Regions from separate parts of the Mus musculus genome. Here region 2 is linked to region 1. The links are chromatin loops, found by intact Hi-C in ENCODE. Cell type or tissue: gastrocnemius. All regions are shown on one strand. Links, peaks and the distances in the headings refer to the core of each region. The heading gives the core; the rest is flanking DNA.

Region 1 (15,164 bases), core at 4,272-12,271:
TTCACTTCCACAGTGGGCACTGGGTCTCTGGGGACGGGAGAGGAGCTAAACTTTGCACTTCTTTGTGCCTTCCCCTGCGACTTGGTGGGTCCCTCCAGAACCTGCACAGGGCCTTAAATTGTTCCATTTCTGAGAGTATCTATCTTACCTCTCAGATCTGGTACACAACTGTAATCCTGCCTTTAGGAACTGGAGGCAGGAAGATCAGGAGCTAGAGGTTACCTTGACTATGTAGTGAGCTAGAGGCTAGCCTGGGCTATGTGAAACTCTGTTTCCAAAGTCAAAGAGAGGAGCTAGAGAAGTGGCTCAGAGGTTGAGGGCCGGGTTCAGTTTCTAGCATCCATACAGTGGCTTACAAACATCTGTAACTCCAATTCCAGGGGATCCAATACCTACTTCTGACCTCCACAGCCACCAGACATGCATGTAGTACACACACATACTTACATGCAGACAAAACACTCATACATGTAAAATAAAATAACTAGATATTAATATTTATTATTAAGTTCCAGGCAGTAGTGGTGTATGACTTTAATCCCAGCATTTGGGAGGCAGAGGCAAGTGGATTTCTGAGTTCGAGGCCAGCCTGGTCTACAGAGTGAGTTCCAGGACAACTGGGACTACACAGAGAAACCCTGTATCAAAGAAAGAAAGAAAGAAAGAAAGAAAGAAAGAAAGAAAGAAAGAAAGAAAGAAAGAAAGAAAGAAAGAAAGGAGGAAAAAAGAAAAAAAGAAAAACCCTGTCTTGAAAAACCAATATATAAATATATTTTATTAATTAATATTAACAGCTAATATTAAAACAATACAAAACATAGACTGCCTAAATTGTTTGGGGTTTGAAGACATTTGTCACTGTCATGAATGCCCTGTGTTCCCAGAGGAATCCTCAGGGTTGTCTCGGGAGACTGCTGGGTGTTACTCGACTTTCAGTTGCACTGCCTCCTGTGCAAGATGCAAAAGTACAAAGAGGGTGAGGTCCCCGTGGCCCTACCACCCATAAAGCCTGCCACTTGAAGCATGCTTCCATTGAGCAAAGACAGTCATGGGCATTAACAACGAAAAGCAGGACCCCATCCACCCCCTCAGCCATCAAAATTGCAAAGATTCTGTCTGGGGTGGAATAAAGCGGTGATGCTTAGTGGTGGAAAAGTACTAAAACCTGCCCAGCAAATGTACCGCTCTTAGGCTGGGGTAGGGCATGGTAGAATGCTTGCCCAGCATCCACAAAGCCTTGGATTCAAATTCCTAGCACCACAAAATTGAGTGTGATTTTACATACCTGAAATCCCAGTGGTTCGGAGGTGGAGGCAGGAAGATCTATCCTTGGCTACTTAGCAAGTTAGAGGTTAATCTTGGATATATGAAACCCTGTCTAAAGAAATCAAAGCAACCAGGTACAATGGCATATGCCTTTAATCCCAGCACTTGAAAAGTGTAGCCAGGCAGATCTTTGAGTTCAAAGCTAACCTGGTCTACACAGAGTTCTAGGTCAGCCTGAGGTACACAATGAAACCCCACCTCAAAAAAAAAAAAAAAAAAACCACAAAACACAAAACAAAAACCCTCTTTCCAGTTAGTTTACATATTTACACACACATGTTCTTCAAAAGGGGCCCTGCTCTGGAGCACTTTGCCTCACGGGTGTGCCACCCGCCCCTGTGCCCCACACTTGTGGACACATCCCAAGCCATGCCCAATAGAACGCCCCTAAGGTCTGGGAGTGGAGTAGGATGGTAAACACTTCACTCAGGCAGCAAGATGCTGGGTGTCCATATGCTTATTCTTTCCACACTGACACCTAATGCGTGTCAAGTGGAAAGGGAGACGGATGCAAGCCTGCAATAGGAAAGGAAGCTGTAGGAGGGGAAGGCCAGCAGACAATGTCCAGCATCAAGTACAGTTGCATGGAGAACATGGGACAGGTCGGACGCCACCGAGAGCAATGTCGCAGGGAGTTTTCATTGTCAAGAAGTCGTTATCTCAAGTGCCACTAAGAAAGGAGAAATTGCTTATGAAATGGGGACATGGTGCCTTTCACTTAGAATGCTTACCACTTCTTACTTAAAACACTACTAGACTGAGAGTTTAAAAAACAAAACAAGGGGGCTGGAGAGATGGCTCAGTGGTTAAGAGCACTGACTGCTCTTCCAAAGGTCCTGAGTTCAAATCCCAGCAACCACATGGTGGCTCACAACCATCCATCATGAGATCTGATGCTCTCTTCTGGTGTGTCTGAAGACAGCTACAGTGTACTTAGATATAATGATAAATAATCTTTAAAAAACAAACAAAAAAAAAAACTACCTTTGTTCACAAAATTAAAAGGAGCCCAGAATCTGACATGGTGGTGCATGCCTTTGATCCCAGCACTTGAGACGCAGAGGCAGGTGGATTGCTGCTAACCTAGTTGTTCAAGGCCAACCTAGTCTACATAATGAGTTTCAGGACACTCAGAGCTCTGTAGAGGTAGGTATCTAGATATCTAGATATCTAGATAGATAGATAGATAGATAGATAGATAGATAGATAGATAGATAGATGATAGACAGACAGACCAGGCTAAGGTCCTCTGACTTACACACACACACAAATATACACATGTCCCAGTACACCTGCATGCAATCCATATGTGTGCATATTTAAAAGAAAAAGAATAGCAGGGTATGGTGGTATATCCCTTTAATACCAGCACTCAGGAAGCAGATACAAATAGACCTTTATGAGTTTGAGACCAGACTGGTCTACATAGTAAGTTCCAGGCCAGCCAGAGCTATATAGTGAGATCCTGGAGAAGGGGGCAGTGGGAACTTAGAAACATATTTGAATGGTTGGCTCTCAACCACAGAATATATTTTACCTTGGCATTGTTTTTTGGAGACAGGGTTCCTCTGTGTCACTCTAGCTATCCTGGAGCTTGCCCTGTAAACCAGGCTGGCCTCAAACTCAAGAGATCCACCTGCATCTGCCTCCCAAAAGCTGGAACTAAAGGCATGTGCCACCACTGCCAGGCTATTATGCTTTTTCAAAAATACAAAGCCAGAATTGTTTCCCCAGTTGAGCCCAAATGTGGCAGCCAGAAGATGTTCCAGAAGATGACAGCTCCCAAATAACAAGATGGGGGTTCTCCCAAGCACAGCTCAAGTAGGCCTCCGGGAAGGTAAATAGGAATGAGGTGGAATAGCCTGAGCCGGGCTAAGGGGTTTTCAATGAGAGGCCTGTTGGTTTCAGACCAGCTGTTCCGATTTGTTCTCAGGGCTCTTGTTCCCATGCTTCTGCGGTTCCCTCCAGCACGGGACTAGTTTGGTGCTGAGCCATCTTCATCTCCTCTCTCCTAACCCTTGACACTCAAAATCTTCCTGATGCTGGTGATATTGGAGCTACCCTGGCTGGGCTTCTCTGAATGAAAGTGAGCCACTTGCCAAATGGGCATGTCCTGCTGGCTGCTGTTTTCCCTCAGAATGTTTGCTGCAGAACATTTACAAGATCTGGGAAATGTTGATGGAGTTAGTCCCTGGCCGGTTTTATTTGGGCTGGGGGTCATGAAAGCCCACTCTGTCCTTTTGGCCATGCACTGTCTTTTCTTTCACTGATTTCAGTGGCCAACTTAGATGTGACAGGCAGTAGCAGCACCCATCATTTAGTTGGCTCTGGCTTGCTCTACACATGGGTATCTTAAGGATGAAATACTTTACACTTTTATAGATTAATTGTTCTAACTATAGATATTTGGTTATTTAAATCATTTTCTGTTTGTGGTTTATGTTTGTTGTTGGCTTTGGGGGAGTAACTTTGCTGCTGGAGATAGACTCAAACTTGTGACAGTTTTCCTGCCTCAACTCTTAAATGCTGGGATCCCAGGTCTGAGCCAACATGCCTTGTGTGCCATTGCTGTTAGTTTCCTTGAGATATGGTTTTTGTATCTTTGGTGAGTTAAGAATTGGCCTGTTTCACTTTTCAGTGTGCCATCTAACCCTGTGCTAGCCCCTTTTCAGTGTGTCATCTAAGCTTGTGCTAGCCCCTTTTCACTGTGCCACTTTTCAGTGTGCCATCTAACCCTGTGTTAGCCCCTTTTCAGTGTGCCATCTAAGCCTGTGCTAGCCCCTTTTCAGTGTGCCATCTAACCCTGTGCTAGCCCCTTTTGCTTGCCCCTCCCCAGCTCACTCCTTCTGTTGTGGTTGCTTATGGTTTTCTTGTTCTTATTATTGTTATAATTTTTGAGATTATAATATAGTTATATCATCTCCCTCCTTTCCTGTTCTCCTTCCAACCTCTCCCATGTACCCCCACCCACTCTTTTAAATGCATGGCCTCTCTTTAATTATTATTACACATGTGTATAGGCATTCCTAAATATGTAACACAACCTGCTCAGTTATTGTTTTATGCCCTGGCCTTCTTTTGTTCCCTGTCACACTCAGACCTTCCATTTTAGCAAGTGGCTGTGCTTTGCTCATCCGTGGGGATAGATTTTTTATTACTGAATAAAATGAAACGGCTTCTCCAGCCCCCTCCGGATGGCGAATGCCTCTGCCCTGCGCTTGAATGCCTCTGCCCTGCGCTTGGCCCCTGCTCATTTTCCTGCTGCAGCCCCTGGATCTGCCATGCATTGACTGCTAGGGCTGCCATGTCTGCCCTGCCTTGTTATTCACAGTCCCTGAACCACGAGGCCCCACACTCTTCCTTCATTGTGAAAATAAGACACATTGCCACCCTGATGTCCCAAATTCTCTGGTTCCCACTGGCTCCCCCTGTATTCTGAGCACACTCGAGTTCATTGCCTGGCAGCTGCTTGCTCCCAACCCCAACACTATTCTCAGTAACACCAGTCTCTCGCCAGCCTCCTAACCCCACTCTCAGGTGCCCTTGCCCAAACAAGTCTCTCCAAACTTCATGTACTGTTTGTTTGTTTATTTGTTTGTTTTTAGCCCACTCAGTCTGCTTAGTGCATGGGTATAGGACCAGCTACGAGAACATGAACCTCATTCATCAGGGGCCTCGTTCCTGTAGAAAACTGGCTTGAGAGATGGCTCAGTGGTTAAGAGTATTTGCTGCTCTTCCAGAGGACCTAAGTTTGGTTCCCACCATCCATGCCTGTAACTCCAGCTGCAGAGGATCTGATACTTCTCCTGGCTCAGCCAACACATGCACACACACACACACACACACACACACACGCACGCACACACACACACAAATAATCATAAAAAACTAACTGACTCCCCACCCCTGCCTGCAGCCATCAGTTGCCAAGAGCTCCTTGGCAAGAATGGGGCTTCCATGGATTTGGTCAAAACACATTAAACACGTGTATGAAAGTCTTGAATAATAAGTTAAAAAATAAAACTATATGAAATAAGATAAAATCAATTCTAAACAACAAGATTTATCGAGCCTCTCTCCTGCCCTGAGGCACACCTGCAACATCCAGCTCTCTGTCTTCACCTTGATTCTTTCTCTCCACACAGACCTGCCACTCAGGACCAGGTAGTGGAGGGAAGATTTGCTTTTCCAACCCTCTAACACATTAATCTTGCTTTCCTAAACAAAAGAATACATTCACACTGAGATCCACTCCACAGCCCCGTCAGCATATGAAGTAGTTACGTTGACAGCAGAGGGTTGGGTTTTTTTTTTTTTTTTTTTTGGTTTTTTGTTTTTTTTAATATCATGTCTTCCTTCCTGACTCATTACCTTTCTTTCTGGTATTTATGTGCCCGTGGGTATGGCATGTGCCATATGAGTAAGTGTGCTTGCTTTGTTAACCATCTCAACTGCACAGAAATGTTTTTAAACCACTGCTGGCATGCATTAAAACAACACTGTCTGCCTTCCATAGTGTTAGGAAGAAGGACGGGGTGCACAGACTGTTAGGTTTGGATTTTATCAGCAGATTTTGAGAACTGGGGAAAATGTGGCCACATATTTACTTTTACTGATGGGAAGCTGAGGCCTCCAGCCAGCTCTGTCGAGTTGGGACTGCAGTGGCTGGGGATGTCGCTGAGGTGGCAGAGTACCTGCCTGACATAAAATCCTGAGTTTGAGACCTTCCATATATAAACCAGATGTGGTCCCCCTTGACTGTAATCCTAGCATTTGGGAAGTAGAGGCAAGAAGATCAATTCATGATCTCCTAACAGGTATATTCCAATACTGAGAAGCAGCAAGTTCAAGGCTAGCCTCAAACACGTGAGACCCTATCTCAGACAACAAAATGGGGACTGGGGGAACTGCAGAGGATTGTCATCCTAGATACAGATTTCCTTTTGGGGGTGTCTGAAAGAGAGAGGGAGCAAAAACTGAGCCCCAGAAGTGGCCCTAGAATACATGTCACCTGTCAACAAGTATACCTGGGACCCTCAACAGAGGTAAACCAGGGCTTGTTTCTGCCTTGTCTACTCTCAGAGCAGGGTCTCTTAGCCTTTGTCACATCTCATGTCCCCATTATGGTCCAAACGCCTATGGTTAGGCCTCTGACATATGCTCTCCTGTGTTGTGTCCAGGGACAGGGTGCCTTGTCAGAGAGACTCCGGAGCTTCAGCATGCAGGACCTCACCACCATCAGGGGTGATGGTGCTCCTGCTCCCTCGGGCCCTCCTCCACCAGGGACTGGGCGGTCCAGCGGCAAACACAGCCAGCCCAAGATGTCCAGGAGTGCTTCTGAGAGTGCCGGCAGCTCGGGTAGGTTGTTCCCTGTCCCTTTGATCATTAAGAAGCACAGTGTTGGATGGCACACAAGGTGTCCCTTGCCTCACAAACCTGTCACCAACAGAGTCATTTGTTGGATTGTACCAGGCCAGATGAGGAACGCATCATCGAGTGGGCCACTCAGAAAGCTGGGCTGGGGACTGTGCCTTGGGCAGGTTAGGTCATAAGCATCAGATAGTTGCTGCTCCTTCATCATTGTCTGAGGAATCAAGGTGTTGGGTGCTATACCTGGGTCAAGTCTGGAGCAGGAACAAGTCTGGGCCTTGGGAGTCCTTTCTATTCTCCTTAGCCCCACACTCAGGTCTCATGACCCCCTTCTCCCACTCCCCAGGCCTGGTGACACTGTGGGCCTCCCCTCTCCCCGAGTAGTTCCTCTCCTCACTCTGCACTGTCTCCAGTTCATCTCCGACCACCTACTCCCTAAGCGTGCTCACATCTGCGACTACCAAGGACCACACTGGGCCTGAGGTTCCTGGGGAGGCCAAGTCCTTTCAATAACTGGAAATCGACCTCTCATGGTTAAGCACTTGGCAGGAGACTGCCCATATGGGGCTTAACCCTGTTTAATGTGTGGGATCTTGGGCCTGTCTTCAGAGGTCTCAAAAGGTTTGCGTGAAACCCAGCTGTGTAGGTTGAGGTGTGAATCCAGTATCTAATCTATCCATATGGACTTGGAGCTTCTGGGGGGGGGGTGTCAGTGTATGGACGGGACGCTGTCAGTTTCCAAGATGGACTCTTAGAAGATGACAGTTACTCGGGAGCAGAGCCAAAGCTGTTGATAGAAAATGGTGGACAGCAGGACGTGTGGAGGAGGTGCCAAGTCATCACCTTTACCCTCCTTGTAAAAAAGAACTAGGATTTGGGCTGTTTTGGAATATGTATTATGTACCCAGTGTCTTTCCTGCCCTTAAACATGCAGACCAGGACCTCCAGGGCACTCGGACCCTTATTGTGTACTGTAAGAGGCACCTCCAAAGGCTCTTGGGCTCTGAGGGCTTGCACATGGCGTGGACCATCAACCCTGCTTGGTACCCCTCAGCTTCCTCTCTACTCAGGACCTGCACCACCCCTAGGTTTGAAGGTCGTATATTTTAAGTGGGAGATGTTTACCCCCTAGAAGCAGGGTTGCAGGACTGGAGAGGAGGAACGTTGGCTATGAGGATTCAATTGGAATAAGCAGTCAGAGTGCTCAGGGCTGTCCATGCCTGGTGTCAGTAAGCAGTAAGTAAAGTAACCACTGTTGTAAACCCTGTTATGTCTTCATCTCATTCAAGAAATCACTTTAGAATCCTGAAAGGGTTCAGGAGACACAAGGGCTTCTCTCTCTGTGAGGCAGTGTGAGCCCTGATTCTGGAATGGCCCACACCAAAGTTGAAAGGGCAGGCAGGGAGTCCTGCTTTGGCTAGGACGTGAACCCAGATAGCCCTGCAAACCTGTCCCTTTAAGAGTCTATTTTTGCCATACAGGAGAGAACCAAGTAGAGGCTGCAGGCACAGAGAGGTCACGCACTCTGCCAAGGCCACACAGGACCAGAACCTGGGCCTCCTGCCCAGACCTCCTCTTGTTAGACTTTTCAGGTCAGGGCTCAGAATGAACTGAGAGGAGCTTGGCGGCATCTCAGAGGTGATGTGGATGTCTCTGAGGCCGGAAGCGGCTTCCAGCCCAGCCATGGACAGGGAAGGTTGGGGGTGCTTTGTTTTGATGCTGGCAGAGGGGGGGAGATCCTTTGCCACCCTGAGACCTCCCTTAAGAGAGGGAGGTGCTGGCCTGTGATGGGGAGGCCAGGGAAGGTAGCACTCTCCCCAGCTGCTCTGAGCCTAAATCAAAAGTCACCTCAGACAGAAAGATGAGAGCCCACTTCCTCCCCTCTGCTCTGTGTGCCACCAGCCTCAGAACTTTTCTCAGAAAGATGCCTAAGTCACAGCAGAGTATCTGACCTTGTGCAGCTCCCTGTCCCTTCAGCTTTCTCTGGAGGAATGGCCCCACCGTGTCCTAGACATCTTGTGTCTTGGGATTGTGAGGGGAACGAGAGAGAAGAAAATAAAGACCATTTTCAGACTTCTAATGGGAGACAGGAGCTGAGACAACTCAGGTTGAGGTAGATAGATAGATAGATAGATAGATAGATAGATAGATAGATAGATAGATAGATAGATAGAGGTAGATAGATAGATAGATAGATAGATAGATAGATAGATAGATAGATAGATAGATAGATAGGTAGATAGATAGGTAGGTAGGTAGGTAGGTAGGTAGATAGATAGATAGATAGATAGATGAAAGCCTGGGGGAGGGTTGGGACTGCTCAGCTGGTTACTGCTTACTTTGTAAGCATGAGAACGGAGTTTGGATCCCCAGAGTCTGTGTAAAAGCCTGGCGCTGTAGCATGAGCCTGTAACGCCAGGGTACTGACTGGAGGGTACTGACACGAAGATCCTGAGACTTCGTCCAGGTTGATGAGCCAGTGAACCCCAAGTTCAGTGAGAGCTCCTTTCTCAAAAAAATAAAGTGGCAAGCAAGACAAAAAAACCAACATCAAGCTCTCACCTCTACACGCACAAGCCGGGGTGGGCTCACCTCCCACACACACACACACGCACACACATATATACACACAACAATACACATATTATACAAAAGAATATAGAGTTTGCAAGAGCACAGTTAAGCAAAGGAATGTGTGTAGATGTTGGAGTTCATGCTCCTTGAGGAAGGGGAGTTAGTGAAGTGCTGGATAAAAGCAGTGGCATGTATGGGTCCAGGAAACAGAGGATGGTCTGAAGAGAACCAGGGACATGAGCGTTCGGCCCTGTGCATCCCAAGGAAAGAAATAAAGGTCGGGCAGTGGTGGCACATGCCTTTAATCCCAGCACTTGGGAGGCAGAGGCAGGCGGATTTCTGAGTTCGAGGCCAGCCTAGTCTACAGAGTGAGTTCCAGGACAGCCAGGGCTACACAGAGAATCCCTGTCTCGAAAAACAAAAAAAAAAAAAAACAAAAAAAAAAGAAAGAAAGAAAGAAAGAAAGAAAGAAAGAAAGAAAGAAAGAAGAAGAAGAGAAGGAGGAAGAGAAAGAGGAGGGGGAGGGCGAAGGGAGGGGGGAAGGAGGAGGAGGAGAAGGAGAAGGAGAAGAAATAAAGGAGAAGGCAGGACCTCCACTTGCTTGCCACAGGCCTAGCACACACATGGTCCTGCACGTAGGTGAGCACAGCACATCATCCAAGCATTGGGAAGCAGAGTTCTTTGATGCCACCGTCAGCACTCAGGGTGAGGCTGGGCCACACGCCAGAGCTGACTGACCCGCCTGGTGTTTGCCCTCTGACTTGAAGGGTTAGGGCAGGCAAGGGGCTGACTGCCCTCTCTGCAGACTGAACAGAGAGGGAGGGTTCACACATCGAATGGCTGCCACTAGCTACCAGGAAGTGTCCATGGAGGTGAGAGACTTCTATAGATTCAGAGTCACTGGGTCAGCATGGATTTAGTGAGCACCTACTATAGTCTAAGAGGTTTCTCAGAGGATTCGCTGAATCAAAAGGTCTAGGAGAGGTTTTGAGGAGGGATGGTTATTCCCAGGAGAAACTTAAACAGCTCTCACCTCCTTAGAACTACGGGAATCGGGGTCTGACCCTAGAGGCAGCTGAATTACAGATGATCCCGTTCAACACTGTAGTGTCTATAAAGACCGCCCTCTTCCTGGGCTTCCAACTCAACGGAATTCTCACCTTCCCCTGGGGCCTCCCTGGTTGCTGGGGCCTGGTTCCTGTTGAGGGGGGGGGGGCTATCTCTGACAGCGCCCCCACCTGATCGATTCCCACAGTGTGTACCTGCTGCTCCACCTGCCGGACCCGGAAAGGTGAGTAGCCAGCCTGCCTGCAGCCTGCTGGATTCAGCTTGCTTCAGGGGTCGCTAACCAACTGCTGGACTCTGACCTTGGGGCTCCCTTTCAGCTGAATGGGTCAGATGAGGGACAAGACCCTTAGGGGAAGCAAAAATAATGTCTTAACATTTCTGTGGCCAAACTTCTGGAGAAGCGGCAGTCAGGATGCTGGCTGGGCTCAGTCACCTGAGGGTGTGACTAGACCTGGTAGATCTATCCCAAGATGGCTCCAGGGGCCACTGCCTGGAGTTCCTTACCATCTGGGTCTCTCTCAAGCTCTTGGGGAGTGCTGAAACATCGCCAGTGGCTTGGCCCAGAATGAATGGTTCAAGAGAGAGGCTAGGCAGGAAGCCATCATGACCTTTAATGACTTTGCCTTTGAAGTCAAGTTAGCTCTCGGTCTGTTTGATGGCCATGAGTCACCACGGAACCTGTGTTCCATGAGAGGAGAATTATCCAGCCTCTTAGAAGGAATGTTAGAGATGTATGTGTGAATCTTTAAGCCAACATATAGCAGTGCACACCCAGTGCAATGGGTCCTGAGGACAGAGGGCCTTGCCATGACCCTCTGAAGGGAGGAAGCCCTGAGTTTTTAGGGGATTCTACCCCTACTAAGAGTGCTCTGGCTTGCCACTTACTAGCTGCGCAACTTTGTGTGAGTCACCTAACTGCTCTGAACCTGTGTTTTCATCATAAAATAGAGATAAAGGTCCCTGCTTTCCTCCTTCCACTATAATGGAAATGGCTGTTAAAGGGGCTTTTGAAGGGCGACTATTATTTTATTATATTCTTTATTTGTGTATAAAGGGTGATATGTGATCATGCCATGGCCTCTGTGTGGAAGTCAGAGAACAACTTGGGAGAGTCGGTTCTTGCTTCCCACAACATGAGTTTTAGGAAGAGTCTGTCCTTGCTTCCCACAACATGAGTTTTAGGGACCAAAAACTTGGCGAAAGGTGCCTTTACTAACAGCCATCTCTCTGGCCCACGGCTACTCTTTTTAAAGGCTGTGATAGCCAGATGAACCCAGGATTTTGGGTCTCCCACTTCCAGATAAAACCCCTTGATGTTGCTGCTGGTGTATGTGAGTGACGGCTGGTGGAGCTATGGCTCTCTGGGGCCTGCTATATTGCTCTTACAAGATGTGCCTCCACTTTGCCTGAGGGAGGGCACTGGATTTTGAAAGCCGTAAGTCCAAGACAAGTGACAGACAGGAGCACTAAGCGGGGACACAGTGGGAGAGCAGCATTCAACCAGTCTTGGGCAGCCCATGTCCAACTGGGGCCTCCCAGGCCATCTTGGAAGCTGGGGACTCCCATTGGTAGACACTGGTAGACTTCCTAGTTCCTGGGAAACAGCTCTTCGTTGTCCCCAGATGGCCATGGTCATGTCTGTCCCCCATTCTACATGATGAGTTGTAAGAACCATGAGCCAGGACAGCATCACCCAGGGACCAGGTTGGTTAACGTCCCATTCTTTCTGATTCCTGCCTCTAAGATACCTTCACCTATGAGGACACCAGTAGTAGTCCAAGTCTATGTAGCAGACAATTAAATCAGCAGACAGTAGGGATCTACAGACTCTGCAGACCACTGCAGCAGGTGTCTAGGAATGGATGGCATTTGGAGGAGTGGAGCAGTAGCAGCAGATAGCTGGAAGCATCCAGCGGGGATGGCTCTGCTTGGAGTCTAGGCCTGGTAGCTTTGGCTCAAGCCTTGGCTTTTGCATTCCCTACTCTCCTAAGGTCCTGCTGCCAACCACTACTCTGGAATCTTCTTCCTGCCCCCTAGAGCTCCTTGCAAGGACCCAATCCATGATTCCTCCACAGTGGGAACCTCTATGTCCTTAGGGACAACTCTCCACTTTCTGGGTCTCCTTCTCCCTTCTGTAAGGTGGAAGGGATGGGTTAGTGTTTCTGTGGTCCCTCTAGCTCTCTGCCAGTGAAGGGCACTCTACTGGAAAGTGCTGGCAAGTGGGCTTGACTCACAGCAGGGGCGGAAGCTGACTCTCAAGCTTCTGCGCTTTGAGAGGATTGGGGGTGGGGGTGGAGGTGGGTCCTGTGGAATGGATGGTGTTCCGTTCAGAACATGGGAAGGTTCTAGTCATCCTTAGAGACTGAACTTTCTAAAGGATTTGCAAATCCAGGTCTTAATTCAGATAGTGGAGAAAGGAGAATTGGGAATTTGGGGGCTGACAGTCACCTTACAGGGCAGCAACAGCCATAGCGTTAGAGTTCAGAGCCCAGCACGCAGCAGTTGTTAGTCAGGTTCTGTTCTAATCTATGCCTCCCAGACACTAGAAAGTTCTCTCCCTCCCTCTCTGCTTCATTCTGATTGTCAGTCGGCTCCCTGCTGTTTCCTGCATAGTTCTGTCTCTTTGGAGAATCTTCCTGTCCACCACCTTTCCTCCCCTTTTTTCTCTCTTCCTCCCTGAGCTGCCTGTCATCAGTCAGAGAGGTGTATCGGGCCCTTTTAAAGTCAAGTCAGCAGGGCATAAATTTAAGTACACGCGGGTTTCGTTCCAAAGCCCCTTCTCTAACAGGTTGTTCTTTTCTTCCTCCTTGGTGACTGCTGGGATCCTGGATGTAAGTGTTCAGACAGGCATGTCCCGTCAGCACATCTGCTGCCTTGCATCACTAATGTGTGCCGTGTGGGATGTATGCTAACCTGGGTGTCGTGCTGCACTGTGGGTGGGTGGCTCAGCGCCTAGGGCTGGCAGATCTGTTCAGGTCTTTAAAGGACTGAGACTACCCAGCCCCTCCTTTCTATCCTCCAGTGCTGAGCCGACACTAACACATGCAGGTGCCCGATTGTGGAAGACAACAGGGACCCCTGTCTTTAAGTAGAAACCATCGACCTTGACCCAACCATGACAGTTCAGTGAGCTCCAGGCTTGGGGTACCTTTGCTAAAGGGTTGGGAGGACCTCTTATGGGAGAGCATATATCCACACAAGTTCTCAGGGTCTTGGAGTCTTAGCCATTGGGCAGAGGACATATTAGATCACAAGTCTATGCAAATCTACAGATACACTCTGTAGTTTCCTGCCCAGTCACTTGTCCTTGATTATCAGATTAGTACCACTCCTCAGTGTGGACAAATCCAGTGTGACTTATTTCTTATTTACTCTGCTGCTTGTTCCAAAAAGTATATGTGTGTATGCACGTATGTATGAATGTATGTATGCATATGTGTATCTGTATGTGTGCATGCATGTGTGTGTGTGTGTGTGTGTGTGTGAGAAACAGTGAGCCAAAGTAAGAAAGTGAAAGTGGGAAGTGAGAAGAAAGGAAGATAGGATCAGGAGAAAATTGTAAATGCATGCTGCCTGGTCATTCCTCACACCCTGAAGAGGGAAATACAGTTAACCAGCGTCCATGGTGCATTGGCACTCAGAGGCATGGCTATCCCAAGAGTGAGGCAGATTATACAAACAAGGGACTAGGGACTTGGCTGAGTGGTAGAGCATCTGCCCGGCATGTGCAATGGCCTGGATTTGATTTCCATCATTCAGAAAAGTAAAGATAAGACAGTAAATACCGGGGCTTGAGAGATGGTTAAGAGAGTGGTTAAGAGCACTGACTGCTCTTCCAAAGATCCTGAGTTCAAATCCCAGCAACCACATGGTGGCTCACAACCATCCGTAATGAGATCTGATGCCCTCTTTTGGTGCGTCTGAAGACAGCTACAGATTACTTGGATACGATAATAAATAAATCTTAAAAAAAAAAAAAAAAGATAGTAAATACCAACAGCACACTTGGCAGACACACAGGACCATCCTAACAATTGGGGTGTTTTTAGGCAGGGTTCTGTGTCTCTCTTTCTGTCTCCCAGCCACCCACACTGGCCTCCTGTGCTCCCAGCCTCTGCCCAGATCAGGCCAGGCTTCTACTCCTGCCTAGATATCTGTAATGATCGCCACTCCTGGGAGTCACAGAACTACTTCTTTTCAAACTACGCTTCTTGTTCAAGGTTGCAGTGGGAAGCATGCACAAAGCCCTGTTAAGAGTTTCAGTGCCGAGATGGGCCCTGATTTTTGTTTCTTTCTTCGTTTTATTTTGCTTTTGTGTCTGAGACAGGGTCTCCACACTGGAGCCGAGACTAGCCTGGAACTCACTTTGTGGCCCAGGCTAACCCAAAGAAAATTTCTGCCTCCGTTTCCCAGAGTTAGGGGTACTGGCATGCATGCCCACCTATGAGGTGGTTATCATTGTGGTTAGTGTGTGGTTTAGATGCTCAGCCTCAGGACATTCTGGTGGGCAGACTGAGGAATTATATACCCAAGGATCCTGCGGTGTCTCTGGGTTATCATAACAACTGGCAGGGGAAAACTCTTCATTTAAGGGAACAGCACACACCTGTTCAGAGGTCTAAACTCAGCTAGGATGAACTCATCCTGAAGATGTAGGTTTTTGAGGGGTGGAGCTAGCCAGGATGCTTCTGCATTTTTACTTTGGCCTGAGAGCCTTGGGTCCTAACTAGGTCTGGACCTTATTCTTCTTTCCAGACAGGAGGAATCTGTGTCTAGAGGGATGTCCTGGTTAGTGAGAGCCATGCTCCAGTGTGGAGCAGAGCTGA
Region 2 (15,164 bases), core at 4,719-12,718, 94 kb before region 1:
TTTTTTTTTACCTTTTTGTTATATGTATTCTAAATATTTTATTTGATTTGAGAAACTGGGAAGAGGAGCGTGTCCATGATCTCTTCTCATCATGCTTGTTACCCATATGTATTAAGACTGGTACATTTTGTAAGTCAATTATGAATCATAACACTTTTCTGAAATTATTGATAATTTCTACAATTTTTCTAGTCAAATTTTGGGAACATTGGGTATAAGATAATATAATCTTCAATTGAAAATAATTTAACCTAATATTTTCTCATTTGTATCCCTTCTCTTGCCTTACTGCTCCAGCTAATGCTTCAATCACATTATGAATGAGCAGTAGGGATAGTGGGCAGTCCTCTCCCATTCCTGATTTTAATGGGGCTTATTAATGGTTTTATTCATTTAAGATGATTTTGGCCATGGGTTTGTCATACATAATCCTTATTATGTTGGAATATGTTTCCTACAATCCTACTTGTTCTAGAGCTTTTATTAAGAAGGCATGTTGAATCTTATCAAAGACCTTCCTTTCTTTCTCTTTCTTTCTTTCTTTCTTTCTTTCTTTCTTTCTTTCTTTCTTTCTTTCTTTCTCTCTTTCTTTCTTTTTGGTTTCCATTGAGATGATTGTATGATTCTTGTATTTTTTGTCCATGTATTTGGTTTATTACATTTATTTCTTTATATGTTAAAAAGAGTTGTGCATTAGTCTTCCTCTATCTCTATGTGCACATGTCCTCTGCCCTCCCCTTGACAAATAAATGAATGTAATTAAAGAAAACTTTTTTAGAAAAACCCTTATATTAGCCAAGAAAAGCCTCAGAAAACTTAATTAGTAATAAACTGTGGATTTTGGAACCTGAGCTAGCTTAGTCACAGAACTGTGAACATGCTTGAAATCTCAGGGCTGAGGAGGCAGAGACAGATGAGTTCATGGGGTTTGCTGACTGGGCAATCTAGCTTACTTGGTGACTTCCAGGCTAGAAGATGACACATGATAGAGCGCTTCTAAGATATTTAGACTCTAGATACACCTGTTCATACACACAGGGCTGGGGGTGGGGTCGGGTGTGAGAAACACTTACCTGGAGTCACAGAGAGGTTACCTTCTTCTGGAGTTGCTAACCTTAGGGGATGCCAGTCTGGGCTTCTGAGGAATCTTTCATATAGATAGAAATGTCAGAAAGAAAAAAGTTAAAAAGGTTGATACGTGTAGGGCATCCCAGTGCTAGCAAAGAAGGCATGATAAGAGAGATCGCCACCTGGTTCTTTTCATTAATTTATTCATTCATTCATTCAGCAAGCTTGTATGGAACCCTGCCATATGCCAACTATAGGGCCAGAGGTCAATAAGAGAGGCTGGATAGGATTCCCTAGCCTGCAGCAACTGAAAGAGGTGTAACTAAATACAAGCTGCTGCAAAGCACCTGTTAATGAATGAAACCTCTAGAGAAGAAAAATGGGGTGTTGGCTCTATATAAGGTGGTTGTGTAAGATTTATATGAAGCCAAGAAGATAAGAGGAGGCTCTTCTGGACCCTAAGTACAGCCATGAAAAGTACTAGGTGGGATGTCCTTTTTTGCATATCTTGGGGAAGCAGCATTAAATCTACTTACTAGAAGGCACCTGCTGTCGATCGGAACCCCATCTTATTTAGAGAAGACCTTATTATGTAACCCAGGCTTGCTTTGAACTCGCTATATAGCTCAGACTAGCCTTGAACTGAAATCCTCCTGCCTGCACCTCCCAAGTGCTGGTATTATGGCCCAGTTCTCAAGCTCCACTCTTCACTTGCTTGTCCCACACTTACTTAGAAGCTCTGTTCTGTGAAGGCACCATTTTAAGGAGCAGGGACTCAGGAACAACTGGAGGAAGAGAAACAGAGTGAAAGTCAGTCTTTATAATCTCTCACTGTAGTGGGAGAGACAGAGAGCAGACACAATAAATGAACAAAGTACAGTCTGTGCTCCCGTTCCCAGCCCGTAGTGCCATGGAGTCACTAACGAGCTAGAATCAAGGAGGACTGAGCCTTTGCTCCCAGGGGGAAGAAACATGGAGTTCAGTTCCTGTGAGCTTCTGCTCAAATTTTCTTCAACTGATCATTATTCATTCATCTAATATGCTTCTAGAAGGATTCCTTGTTTTTATCTATATATTTATTTCTTTAGCGCATGTGTGTGTGAACATGTATGCTTAGTGTGTGTGTGTGTGTGTGTGTGTGTGTGTATGTGTGTGTGTGTGTGTGCGTGTTCCACTGGAGCTTTTGAGAGCAAAGCCTGTGCTCTAGCCATCCCAGCGAGCATCCTCAATATGCAATACAGAAAGGTAAATAAGAGAGAGAGGTAGTAAATATACCCAGTGTGGCACATTGGGAAGAGACACTGATGAGCAGGTCCTCCCCCCAAGTCTGTTGTTGGAATACTCATATTGTGGTTTGGGTTTAAACTGGAAGTAAGCAGTCCTGGTCAGGATGGTCCTGCCCATCACTGACTATGGCTGTCTTTGTTCGGGTCTGTCCTAAAAGGTGGTCTGTGCGGTTGTCAGAACTGTGTCAACCTTGAGAGTCAAGCTTTTCCTCTGGGTGAAACCAGGATTCAACGCTTACTTCAGCAGGGAACTCTGTTGAGGTCTGTCTGCCCTGCATAGCTGTAGCCATTTTGTTCCATACCATCGAGGTATTTCATATTGTTGCTGTAATATTCCTGACAGTCATTTACACAGAAAAATAACTTGACTCAAAGCACGGTCACACTGACCACAACCCCTGTTATATTCTATATGTTCTGAGGTTTGTTAATCTTAAGAAATTCCACAAACATAAGCCCCACTAAGGACCAATCAGAATAAAGGTCAATTAGAACTGTTCTGTCTCAATAGCTAAAATATCTCGAGTCAGAGCTGACCACTGGACAACACTTCCTGCACCTGTGTATGAGCTCAGTGTGGTTTTGTGGGGGTCTTTCCTTTATAAGCCTGCCTTGGGAAATGTGTGTTGTAGCTCAGATAAGTTTTGAGCTGTGTCTCTGATCTGATCAGTATTAGGGTGTGCGTTCAATAAGCCATCCCAGCCTGAGATCAGTGCTCATAAAGTTTGTGGAGTGACTCTCAGACCTCAGGAGACAAAAAGACTCCTGGAGAAATGTTAATTCTTTGGGGGCCAATGTTTAAATAATTCAGTTGTTCAGTAAAAGAGCACCAGTATCTCTCTTTAGAATGCATCTCCCTCCAGGACAACGAGATGTGGTTCTTTTAAAGATGCCTTGCTTGATACACATTTTTGAACCATTAACACTGAACCTGGCACTGATATCACATGCCTGAAAGCAGCTCATTTCCACAAGGCACAGTGTGGTCTTCTCAGCCCAAGGAAACACTATGTACTGTTTCCGTGCAAGGATCAGGGGTCTTCACAATAGGCAAGTTACCAACAGAAAGGGCGAAACTCGGGAGAAAGAAAAAGCTGCAGCGCTCAGAAAAGAAGCCATTACACGGCCAGAGTAAAAATTAATGCCATCACTATAAAAATCAGGGTGGAAGTTCTTCAGAAAAATGAGAATCCTCATTTCAAACAAACAAACAACAACAAAAAGAAAGAAAAAAGAACACAGGGATGATTGATTTATGATAGATAAGCAGATGATAGATAAACAGTCTACATTTTGTATTTCTGGATGATATGTCTAATATATTTCTACATGTTTACGTGTCCTGACAGGGGTAAAGAATCTCAAACGTAGCATTTCTCATTCTTACTTTCACTCTATATAGATCTATATATAGATATATACTATATATACTCTATATACATGATAAACAGTTTTACTTGTTGGATCCTTTGTTGTTGTTGTTGTTGTAATTTTTTAAAAAAACATGTGGGTGTGTGTCTTGCCTGCATGTATGCCTGTGTGTCTTGCCTGCTTGTATGCCCGTGAGTCTTGTGTGTTTGGTGTCCATTGAAGACAAAAGAGGGAATCGGATCCCCTGGAGCTAGAGTTACAGATGGTCGTGAGTTTCCATGCTTAGGAATTGAACCCTGGCCCTCTTGAAGAGAAACCAGTGTTCCTAACCAAGGAGCCATTTCTCTAGCAGGGTTGGACTTTTGTTGATTTTAACGCTCAATAAGCAAAAGCTCTAGTTTCCTGCTACCTTGCATGGATCCTCAGATTCCTCTAATCCCACAAAGGGTTTTCTACAGTTATCTCCAGGATCCCAAAAGAACACCTCGTGCAAGCAGGAAGTCTCTCTGGATATCGGAACTTCCAGTTGTGAATGTGAATAAACAGTGTTTGGCTGTGGCTGAATGGAGAAGGTGCACTCTCTGCGAGAGCGTCCTTACAGCCAGGGTACGGATGAGGCTTGCTTATTCAGTTTGATTTAGTGGGGAGAAGGATACTGCTTAAAGGGTCTGAAGAAGAAACAGGGAGAACCTTGATCTAATGAGCCCAGAGTCCCATCCCATACACTCAAAGGGAAGGAACCTTGGACACAGACTGGGATTGCATAGTGTTGGGGACTGGAGAGAAGGCAACCTCAACTGGGATTTGCCAAGGCTCTTGGTTAAGTGACCCAGAAACTAGGGAGGTAGCCTCTCTGCGACAGGGTAGCCAGACTCTGAGGGCACCACTGGCTGCGGTAGTCTCAAGGTGTCTTAGTCAACCTTATTATTGCTGTGATGAAACACCATGACCAAAACAAGTTGGAAAGGAAAGGGTTTATTCAGCTTACACTTCCATATCACAGTTCATCGTTGAAGGAATTCAAGACAGGAACTCAAGCAAAGCAGGATAAACAGGCCATAGAGGGGTGCTGCTTAGTGGGCGACTCCCCATGGCTTGCTCAGCCTGCTTTCTTATAGAACCCAGGACCACCTGCCCAGGAATGGCAACACCCACAATAGGTGGGGTCTCCTCCATCGGTCATTAATTAAGGAAGTGTCCTACAAGTTTGTCCATAGCCTGATCTTTTGGAGGCATTTTTCTCAACTGATGCTCCCTCCTCTCTAATGACTTTAGCTTGTGTTAAGTTGACTAAAAACTAACCAGTGCACACAGCTTAAGAACAAGAAAGAAAGGCTATGCTGGGCTGTGTGGGAACTTAATAGACAGAGCTTGTCAGTTCTCAGGAGGTGTCCTACCACTGAGCTATCTCTCCAGCCCCTACACACACGAAGTTTTAAAAATCAGGGTTTCGTTTGTTTGTTTGTTTGTTTTTTTTTTTTTTTTTTTTTAGATTTAATTTCCAGGTAGTAGAATTAAGACAGTCTAGGGGTGTAGTTCAGTTGGTACAGTGCTTTGTTATAATGCAGAAGCCTTGGGTTTGATACCCAGTATCACATCAAATAGAGCTAGTAGTTCACACCTATAATCCTTGAACTCTACAGGTTCATAAGTTCAAGGGCATTCTAGGATACACCAAGAGTTTGAAACTAGCCTGGGTTACATGAGACCATGTCTCAAAAAAAGTTCATACAATTTCAAGAGAATAGTTTAAAACAATGCACATGTATACTGTGTGACTGTCACCACATGAGGACACAGATTCCTATCACGTTAGGAAGCTTCCTTGTGACATTTTTCCATTTCCCTCTCCATCCAAAACACCCAGGAGCTTTTCATCTTTCTAATTAGGTTTGTCTTTCTTAGGTGGTCAGGGAACTGGAATCAAACACTGTGTATTCTTTTGTTATTTTTTTCCACATTCTAAACTTCTTGAGGCTTTTCCACACCCTTGCATGAATCTATACAATTCACTCTCTTTGTTGCTGGGTACTATTCAACAAAAAGGGCATTCCATATTTTCTTTATCCATTCACTTGCTGCTCTCGTTTCATTTCTGTTACTGTGATCAACTACACTGAAAGAAGCAAGAAAGGGGAGAAACCATGGGGTTTTGCTTGTTCATTTGTTTTTTTTTTTTTTTTTTAAGCTCACAATTCTAGGTTACATTGTATCATTGTGGGAAAGTCAAGGTAGCAGGAACTTGAAGCAGCTAGTCATATCCACCCACAAGAGCAATGTCTTAGTTACTTTTCTATTGCTAAGATAAGACCATATGACCAAGGCAACTTTTAGAAGAATTTTTTTTGGAGGGTTACAGTTTCAGGGGGTGAATTTATGACCATCATGGTGGGGAGTATGTCATCAGGCAGGGAGACAAAGTGATGGAGCAGTGATGAAGAGCTCACACCTTGAGGCACAAACGTGAGACAGAAAGGGATTTGAATGGTGCAAATCTTTTGAAACTCCAAAGCCTATCTACAATAACATACCTCCTCCAACAAGGCCACACCTCCTCATCCTTCCCAAATAGTTGCATCAACTGGGGACCAAACATTCAAAGAGATGAGCCTCTGAGGACCATTCTCATTCAAGCAAGGAGAGAATGTTTGGGTCCGTGATTGCATTCAGTTCACTTTCTCCTTTTTAAAATACTATGGAATGGTGCTGCCCACTTTTAGGATGGATTTTCCTGTGTAAATTAACATAATTAAGGAAACCTCTCACAGCTATTTCCATATGACAATCTGATCTAGACAGTTCCTTACTGAGACTGTCTTCCAGGGTGACTTAATTGTGACAAATTGACAATTAAAACAAACCATCATACCTGCCCATTTAGTCTTTATACATAATGTGACCATGAGCATTCATGTATAAATCTTTATATGATCATATGGTTGTCTTTCTCTTAGGTAAATGCCCAAGAGGAGTGCTGTTAAGCAGTGAAGTAAACACACATTTCTTTTTTTATACATGTTTGTGTATCTTCTGATTTCTGCATTTGATGCACATATTTTAAGTTACAAGAAACTGACACTTTATATGCCCCAGTACAGGGGAATGCCAGGGCCAAAAAGGGGGAGTGGGTGGGTAGGGGAGTGGGGGTAGGTGGATATGGGGGACTTTTGGTATAGCATTGGAAATGTAAATGAGCTAAATACCTAATAAAAATGGAAAAAAAAAGAAACTGACACTCTGTTTTGCAAATGATCACAATGCCATTAACAGAGTATGGCTCCAGGCGCTCCTTGCATGTACACTTTTTATTACTGCCAGTCTCTTTTAAGCCACTCTTGTGAGTAGATGGGATATTTCACTGTGGTTTTGAAGTGCATTGCATTGCCCAAGCACTAAGCTAAGTGAGTACTTTTATTACTTACTTCTCATCACTACTTTCTGAAGTAGATAATAATGTTTTCACTCTACACTCTGAAACTATAAGCAAGCCCCCAGTTAAATGTTTTCTTCTAAAAGTCACCGTGGTCTCTTTTGAGTTCTCTCTTTACCTCAATAGAACAGTGACTATGTCAGGTTCCAACTCTTTTGTAAGAAGCCTGGAGATGGCATCTGGTCATCTGAGAAGAGATGCTGCAGTGATGAAGAGGTTAAAGATAGGCTGAAGAAGCTATTGTCTATAGTCCATAATAGGGGATGGGCCAGGAGGGTGAGGTCAACGTTCTCTGGTACTAACCTCACCTCAACCTCTGTCTTTTCCTGCTGATCCTACCAATGGTCCATGACAGCTCTGCCTCTGCCAGCAGTGCAAGGTCATCTCTGACCCACTCCTTCTGCTGAATGAATCCTGCCAGTGCCCCAAGTAGGGCCCCACCTGATTCAGGCACTGTTGCAAGAATCTGGAGTGTGTGGAAAGACTATCCTGCTGTCTTGAATCCTGTCTAAAAACAGGTGCAGTATAACTATAAATGAACACATGTGCTGCTTCTATAAGGGGACAGAGACCAACCAAGGAAAACACAAAACCCTACAGCAGCATCAAGTTTCCAATGTGTTGCTTGTGATTCCAGCAGCTACCCTGTGCAGTATAGACTTCATTATGACAAGACCCAAATCCACAGGTGTTCTGAAACAGGAACCACCAACCATGGCTCATAACACCAGGCTGAATAGTAAAGAATGTTGACCAGTTCTCAGTCCATATTGTCATCTTCCTATTCAGACACAGCCTCTGAACAACACAAAGAGGTAGTGGTCTATTGGCCATTATCCATGCAGGGTCTTACATGAGCCTCTGTTCTTTCCATCATGGAGACAGTTAACCAGAGTATTTGAGATAGTATAGATTGTGCTTTCTGCCGGCTGCTTTGGAATAGGTACTCTAACTCTCCAATATACTTGGTAGAGACTCCAAAATGCTTGCATCATCTGGTCTTAAGAACCAAGACACACTTTATGCCAATGAAGAGAAGCAGTTCATGCCAGTGACCTGTGAACAGCTGTTTGCTTGATCTGGTGGTCTCCTTCTCCCAGCTTGGAACTGGGCATGCCTTTTGAAAGATGGAGTCAAGAATGGCATCTTCTGAGCTCAGAAATGGCTGAGTATTGGCTTTGAAGAGTCTAAGGTCACCCTCAGGAGGAGACTGACTAAGCTCTTGAGATGCTCAGTCAGGATCCTGGAAACGAGTGTATACCATCCAGGCCAGCTGTGTTTCTGAGATACCCTGGCCAGGGCCAGGGTTCAGGGTTAAGCTTACTCTTCCTTTCCTCCTTTCCTTCCCCACACTGGACCAGGCCCCGTTTACTGTGGCTTCCCATGCGGCAGAATGATTTTAAACAAAAGTCAGACTCGTGTAGATGAGAACCCCCAGAGCTGTCTAAGCAATAGCCAGTTTAGTTCATGTGTCAAAATGCTCCTGGCTGTGTTAGATCTGAAACACAGCCCCTTCATTCACTGAAAATCAGGAGGGAAAGGCTTGTGGTTCACATAGATGGAAGTTATTCATTTGGTCCTTGGAAATTTGGCTCTCATAGCAGCCTATTTGATTGATCTCTATCCAGGAAGAATTACACAAGGTGCTACAGGAAAAAATGGAAAAAAAAAACTGTCCAAACTGAGACTCTCATGTATGGAAATGGAAGAGTAGGGGTGGTGTCAAGATGCAGCTTACAGTACTGGGCATGATGTCATCAACTGCAGAATGGACAGTCCAGAAGAGCATCATGGATAATGGACTGCGCTGCGGCCTGTGCCTCAGATTACCTTCAGACATGGATTGCATCCTCTAGATGCCACATCTAAAAAAGCAATACATGGAGAGATGAATAGTGTACCATGAAGTCAACACTTACTCTGAGAGAAACCCAGTAACCATAGAAAGAGATGTGGGGTACTGAAATGTTTCAGAGTCAGATGAAAACTTTAAGGAAAGGACTAGTTTCCCCAAGGCCACTATCTTGTTATCTGTGATTGGATCTGAAACCAGTGGATTGGAGCCAAAGACATGAAGGTCAGAGGTCATTTTTACCCTCAAGGTGTTGAGAAGGTAGAAAAGCTAGAACAAGCTGGGTGTGGTGGCGCACACCTTTAATCCCAGCACTCGGTAGGCAAAGGGAGGTGGATTTCTGAGTTCGAGGCCAGCCTGGTCTACAAAATGAGTTCCAGGACAGCCAGGGCTACACAGAGAAACCCTGTCTGGGGGGGGGGAGAAAGAAAGAAACAAAGAAAAAGAAAAGCTAGAACAAAATTGTTGCTGGCACTGCAAAGGCACTCATCACCTATCTGCAGGACCCCCAGGAAGTGACTCAGAGCCTTTATTGTAACAAGTTCTGTTATAAGCAGCTCAAAACAGGTGTGATGAAGAAAAGAGAGAGGGGGGGAGGAATGATATGCTCAAATGTAGACATGATTCCATACAGATTTTAGAGTTATAGACAAAATAAAGTTATAAATCAAGTTATTTTACCTGAGACTTGAAGTGATATTAGGCACAATAGTGAGATAGGGTTCTCTAGAGGATCAGAACTTATAGAATATAAGAGAATGCTGACTAATCTAATATACCTGCCTACCACTGTGTCTGGTATATATATATATAATACTGCCAGTGAAGGAATGGTTTTGGTAGGTGAGAGCAAGCAGGCAAAGAGAGAGTCAGCTTCCTCCTTCTGTGTCCTTTATATAGGCTACCAGCCAAGGGTGTGGCCCAGATTAAAGGTGGATCTTTCCCCCTCAAAGGATCTAGATTAAAAGTGGATCTTCCCACTTTAGATGATTTAAGAAAAAATAATCCCCTCACAGTCATTTGGGTCTTAGTTAATTCCAGATGTAATCAAGCTGACAACCAAGAATAGTCACCACAGTAAGGAATGGGTATTAAGATTAATAAATAACAGAAGGTGATTTGTTTATGGATCTGGAACATTCTAACTCTTTACAACCACAAAGTTCTACAAAGCCAGACAGCCTTGTAGAGTCTTTAATATATGTGTGACCTTTTATTCTGGGAACTAGTTCACAGGTAAATGTAGAAGTATATTCTTTCTGTTTTCAATTAAAAAATAGTAGGGAGAAATTTTGGCCCTAACTTATGTCTGGTAATCACCCACAAATTAATTAAGGTAGTAAAGACATAAGAGGAATTGCAATTTCTCAGGTTAGGATATGAGAGGTTCATTCTCAAATACAAAGCAGCAAGCTGTCAGAAGATAGAGGAGGGAGCAGCAGAAATCACGCACTACACAGCCCTTTGTGAGCCCTTTGTGAGAAATTTAAAGCAAGCCAACTGATAGTGGCATGAGAGTCCCATTGTCTAGAAGACAACTCTTGCCTGGTCTCAGCGTTTTCCAGGGCTACGGCCAAGGACATCTCTGGGATGGAGAGATGCGGTATGCAACATTTTTGCTCAGAGAAACGGAATGCAACAAAAGTAACTTTCTTCCTGTCTCGGTTCTCTCTCCTGCTTATCACTCAGCCTTGCTCTACGGAACAAGATCTCCTGACTGTTGAAGAAAGCCTGGGTGGTTCCACTCAGCTTCTAGCCTATTCCTCCAGACTCAAGAGTTCCCTTTTAGTAATGGAAATGTCCAGTGGAGCACAATAATCAAACCCATGTTTTCCATTTACCTGCAAAGCTTACCCATCACGCATGCCCAAGAAGGAAACAGCATGGGGCAGCACTCCACTGTCTTCCTCAGGATACCTCCTCAAACCATAGTTTTTGAGAATTTAAACTTTTTTCCCAACACAGAGGATTGAACTCCAGGCCTTGCACATAGTAGGCAAGCCTGCTACTGAGCTATCCCAGCCTTTCCTCCTAAGTGTGCTGTTGTTTTCCTAAGGGTCTCACTAAGTAGACCAGGTTGGCCTTGAGCTCTCTCAGTAGCCCAAGCCAGCCTCATCCTTGCAAGCCTCCTTTCTCAGCCTCTTCAACAGCTGGAACTATAGGCCTAGGCCTGTGCTCCCAAGGCCCTGGGGAGCTGCACTAGTGCATCCCTCTACCCCTCAAAATGGCTGATAGGTCTCCTGGTCTCATTAGTGTGTGTGGTGGAAGAACATGGAGAGAAGCGTGGGGAGGACTCAGAAGATCCTCCTTGCTTGGTTGTCTTGTTGTGGTTTTGGAATATGTATGATGTGTATATGGTGTGTATGTGTATGGTATGGTGTGTATGGAGTGTGTGTGTGTGTGTGTTACGTATATGTACTTCTATGTGTATGGTGTGTAAATCAGAGTTAAACCTCAGCTGTCTTTCTCTTCACCATTCACCATGTTTGGGGCACAGGGCCTCTCACTGGCCTAGAGCACACCAAGTAGTCTAGGCTCTGCTTGTCCAGCAAGCCCCAGGGATCCATTCTTTGACCTCTGTCTCTGGATTACAAGTTTTTATTTGTAACCCAGCTTCTAGGGATCAAACTTAAGACCTGTGCTTGCAAGGCAGGTATTTCAGCGACTGAACATTGCACAGTCCTTGCTGGTTTTTAAAATTTTTGTTCATTTTATTGTTCTTATTATTATTACGGATGTACACTGCGGTACCAAGCTTGTCTGTGGTGTTTTGTTATTTGAGATACAATCTCACATTTGTAGTCTAGGCTGGCCTCAGACTCATGACCCTGCCCCTTCCTCAACCTCCCAAGTTCTGGTATTACAGGCATCTATCACCGTGCCTGGCTTGGCCTTAGGGTATCACTGTCTGGTAAGTTTTCCAAGCTTTTCTCTGTTTAATTTTATAATCTCTAGTAAAGTATGGTGAGGCCAGACAATTAAGACAGAACTTGGAAAGAATTCAGGTTTATTTTACTTGTTTTCATCCCTAGAGAGAGCACAAACCATGTAGGCCGCTCAGCTGAGCTTACCACAAGGCAGCAGGAAAGAGGGAGCCATAACAAGGGAGTACTAGGAAGGCAAGGCCAGGCAGGTTTATGATTTCCTAATCTGAGTAACTTCAGTGGGCACTGGAACACAGAAGCATCTCTGGCAGCCTCCCACATAGGTGTATTGTGGCCTGCGGTATGAGGGTTCTATAGAGGAAGTGGTTTGGAACATGAGATTCAATAGCTGCCCAAAAGCGAAATGACCAACCTCCAAATGCTTCAACATTACATTAACCCCCTCTATATCACAAGTAGTTTATGGGTTTTTTTTTGAGACAAAGAAGACATACAGACAAAGAGAAATGAAAGAAGACAACTCTCTCATAGCCCCTTAATTGTCAGAAAGTATTTTCTATCTGTATGTTCATACACTTAAGGGGGGTGAGGGAGAGAGACTGAGACAGACTTGGAATCATGTAGTCCAGGCTGGCCTTGAACTCCCAAGTAGCCATGAATGACTTTGAACTCGCCTTCCTGTCTCCTCCTCCTGAGGGTGAGTGTTACAGGGTCAATTACCACGCCTGGGATTTGGAATGAGGGGGTTGGGATGGCCTTAGGATACTAGCCTGGGCTCCTGTTTCTACCTCCCAAGAATTGGAGTCATAGGCACATGTCACCGTGCATATTCTATCATATTTGAAGGCACTGCCAAAGTCCAAAGTCACCTTGCCTCTGCAAGAAGCCTCATTGGGCAGAGCTCCTTTAGAAAAAGCTATAAACTAGGTCTCTACAGAATTTCTCACACTGGGCACTGAATTTTACACAACTGAATATCTGCAAAGAAGAGCAGGTCACTGGAACCTAAACTACTGGAGGGAGGGAGGGAGCAGCAGAGCCCAGGGATAAAAAGGACAAAGGCTTTCAAGTGCTATTGAAGTTGGTTCAGGTCCATCCTCAGGATGAGCAAAGCAAGTCACAAAGCCTGGCTGCAAAATTTAAAGGGACACCATAAAATTCCGTGATCAAGACAAATCCTATATGATGCAATATTTTAAAAATGCATTGACGTGTTGATACTGAACGCGGTTTCCATTTTGCCCAAGATGCCACATGGCTCTGTTAACACTGCTGGGTCATGATGTATGATGCCCTTCGGCTCTCATAGCCCTCCGAGCTGAGGCTGGAGGACGAATCAAAGACAGAAGTGAATGTATGGACAGGGAATGTCTGAGGTGTGGGTCTGTGAGACCGCTCCCCTAGTGCTTGCCGCCATGGCTGATGATGGCCCGAGCTATCACCGGGACAACTGCATTGAACTGACTCCTGCATGTTGACCTCTGACGTGTGTGTGTGTGTGTGTGTGTGTGTGTGTGTGTGTGTGTGAGAGAGAGAGAGAGAGAGAGAGAGAGAGAGAGAGAGAGAGAGAGAGAGAGCTGCAGTAGAAACAACTGAAGGGACACGCGGTGACTGGTGATGGGGTTGCAGTCAAAGAGATCGAGTTGGGACACTAGAGCTGTCAGTAGGCAGACACTTGCTGAGATGTTGACTTATGGGATGCTAGTTGAAGGCTTCAGGTTTCTCCTGAGGCTAGCGTATTATCTAAGTGAAGAATGACAGAACCTCGTCTAGACAGGTGTAGGCAGGATTTCAAAGTCCAGATTCAGACCTCAGTTTCCCCACTTCACCTAGTGAAGGTGAGGCAGCCCTCCCTGGGGGTTCGGAGGCCCAGTGCACTGAGCCACCGCACCACACGGTTTCACAAGGAGGGCGGAGGAGGACCCGCCCTGGCTGCAGCTCTGGGGCTGGGACGATCGGAGCAGGGGCGGGTCGCGCTGGTGCCCTCACCGCTAGCCGCCCAATCGCCGTGGGCCCGCGGAGCCCCTGGGGGCTGGGGCAGCGGGCGGAACGTGCCGCGGCTGCGCCAACGCGCGAGCGCGGGGCCGGACCGGGCGGGTGCGCTCAGTCTGGCGGCAGCGGCGGTGCACAGACAGACAGACGTGCCGGGAGCGCAGCACCGCCCGCAGCCCAGCAATCCGGGCCGCGCCAGCCCGCCCGCCCGCCATGGTGTCGTGGATCATCTCCAGGCTGGTGGTGTAAGTGGCCTCTTCTCCTGTGTCCCTTCTTCCCTTCCCTCCCGATCCCCATGTCCCCTTAGGGCCGCGCGCCCCTGCGAACCACCAGCCCCGGGTCGCTAGCTATTAATACCCGGCGGTCGCTAAATTTAGCAGGTACAGTAGCTGCCTGGGGACGCGGGCAGCGCGAGGCGGCGTAGGACGCGCGACGCTACAGACCCATGGGTAGCCGCGGGCGCAGGCGGCGCCTTGCAGGGAGACCGGGGCGTGGGTCCCCGCACGATGGTGGAGTTGCCGGGGCTGGGCAATGGGTCTCGCCTTCTCTCTGTTGCTTTGTTCCATTCCGGGTGGGGCGGATTTGCAGAGGCCCCGAGTGGGTGCTCCACGCGTTCTCTCTCCTTTGGAAGAAAATGCCTTGGGCTCGCCTGCCGCCGCGCTTTGTCGGGTGAAAATGACATACAGTCCAGACAAGCCAGGGGCGCTGCCTGAAGGGGTCATCGCGGAGATGAGTAGCCAGATGGAGGTGGGGCACTCAATGAAGTGGGAAAATACTCCTTTTTAGGTTTTTCAAATAGACAGAGGCAAAGGCAGGTGGCAAGTACATTAGTGTGCATCTTGGAGTAGATGTCTTCCTTCCTCTTGCCTGCTCTCCTTTGCAGGGGTTTGAGAGACAGGGGCAGGCATCTCTAGGAATGCACAGGGAAATTTCCGAGTGACAGACAGCACCCCTTCCCCCCACCCCCCAAGGGCGGTGGCAGTGATACCTCCCAGGCGGTGCAGGAGAGCAGAGTCATCTGGGGTGAGGCCTGTATGAAGTCCTTGGGGGATGTGTGATGGGGACTTTTGTTTTATTTCCAATATTGCCTCTCACCTTTCTTACCTGGATCTGGAAGATTGATTTAGCACCTGCTTAGGGGACCTGGGACTGAAATGGGTCTGGGGGTGGGGGGGCTTGGATGAGGAACACGTGCCCAGCATTTTCTTTGTCTAAGAAAGAGGGGCTATTAACTCCCTTTGACAGTGCAGGGCACACACATCTCTTTTCTCCTCTTCTGA

What was found. Peaks named below come from ENCODE experiments on the same cell type or tissue, not always from the same donor. Only the 100,000 strongest peaks of a DNase experiment are listed, where the experiment ranks them.
Region 2: a loop joins it to region 1, with 2.0 times the contacts of the local background. A loop is called at or near these places in 6 of 42 quality-filtered maps.

What each region holds. Positions count from the first base shown.
Region 1 is chr6:71,788,641-71,803,804 of GRCm38, forward strand. It overlaps Reep1 (receptor accessory protein 1), which reads left to right. Exons shown (of 7, transcript NM_178608.4): 6 at 6,507-6,684. Among named protein-coding and RNA genes, the nearest start is that of Mrpl35, 28 kb to the right of the region's middle. In gastrocnemius, for the core only: no CTCF peak of the experiment used is centred there; a DNase peak (open chromatin) is centred at 8,275.
Region 2 is chr6:71,693,873-71,709,036 of GRCm38, forward strand. It overlaps Reep1 (receptor accessory protein 1), which reads left to right and starts at 13,809. Exons shown (of 7, transcript NM_178608.4): 1 at 13,809-14,129. The coding sequence starts at 14,098. In gastrocnemius, for the core only: no CTCF peak of the experiment used is centred there; no DNase peak of the experiment used is centred there.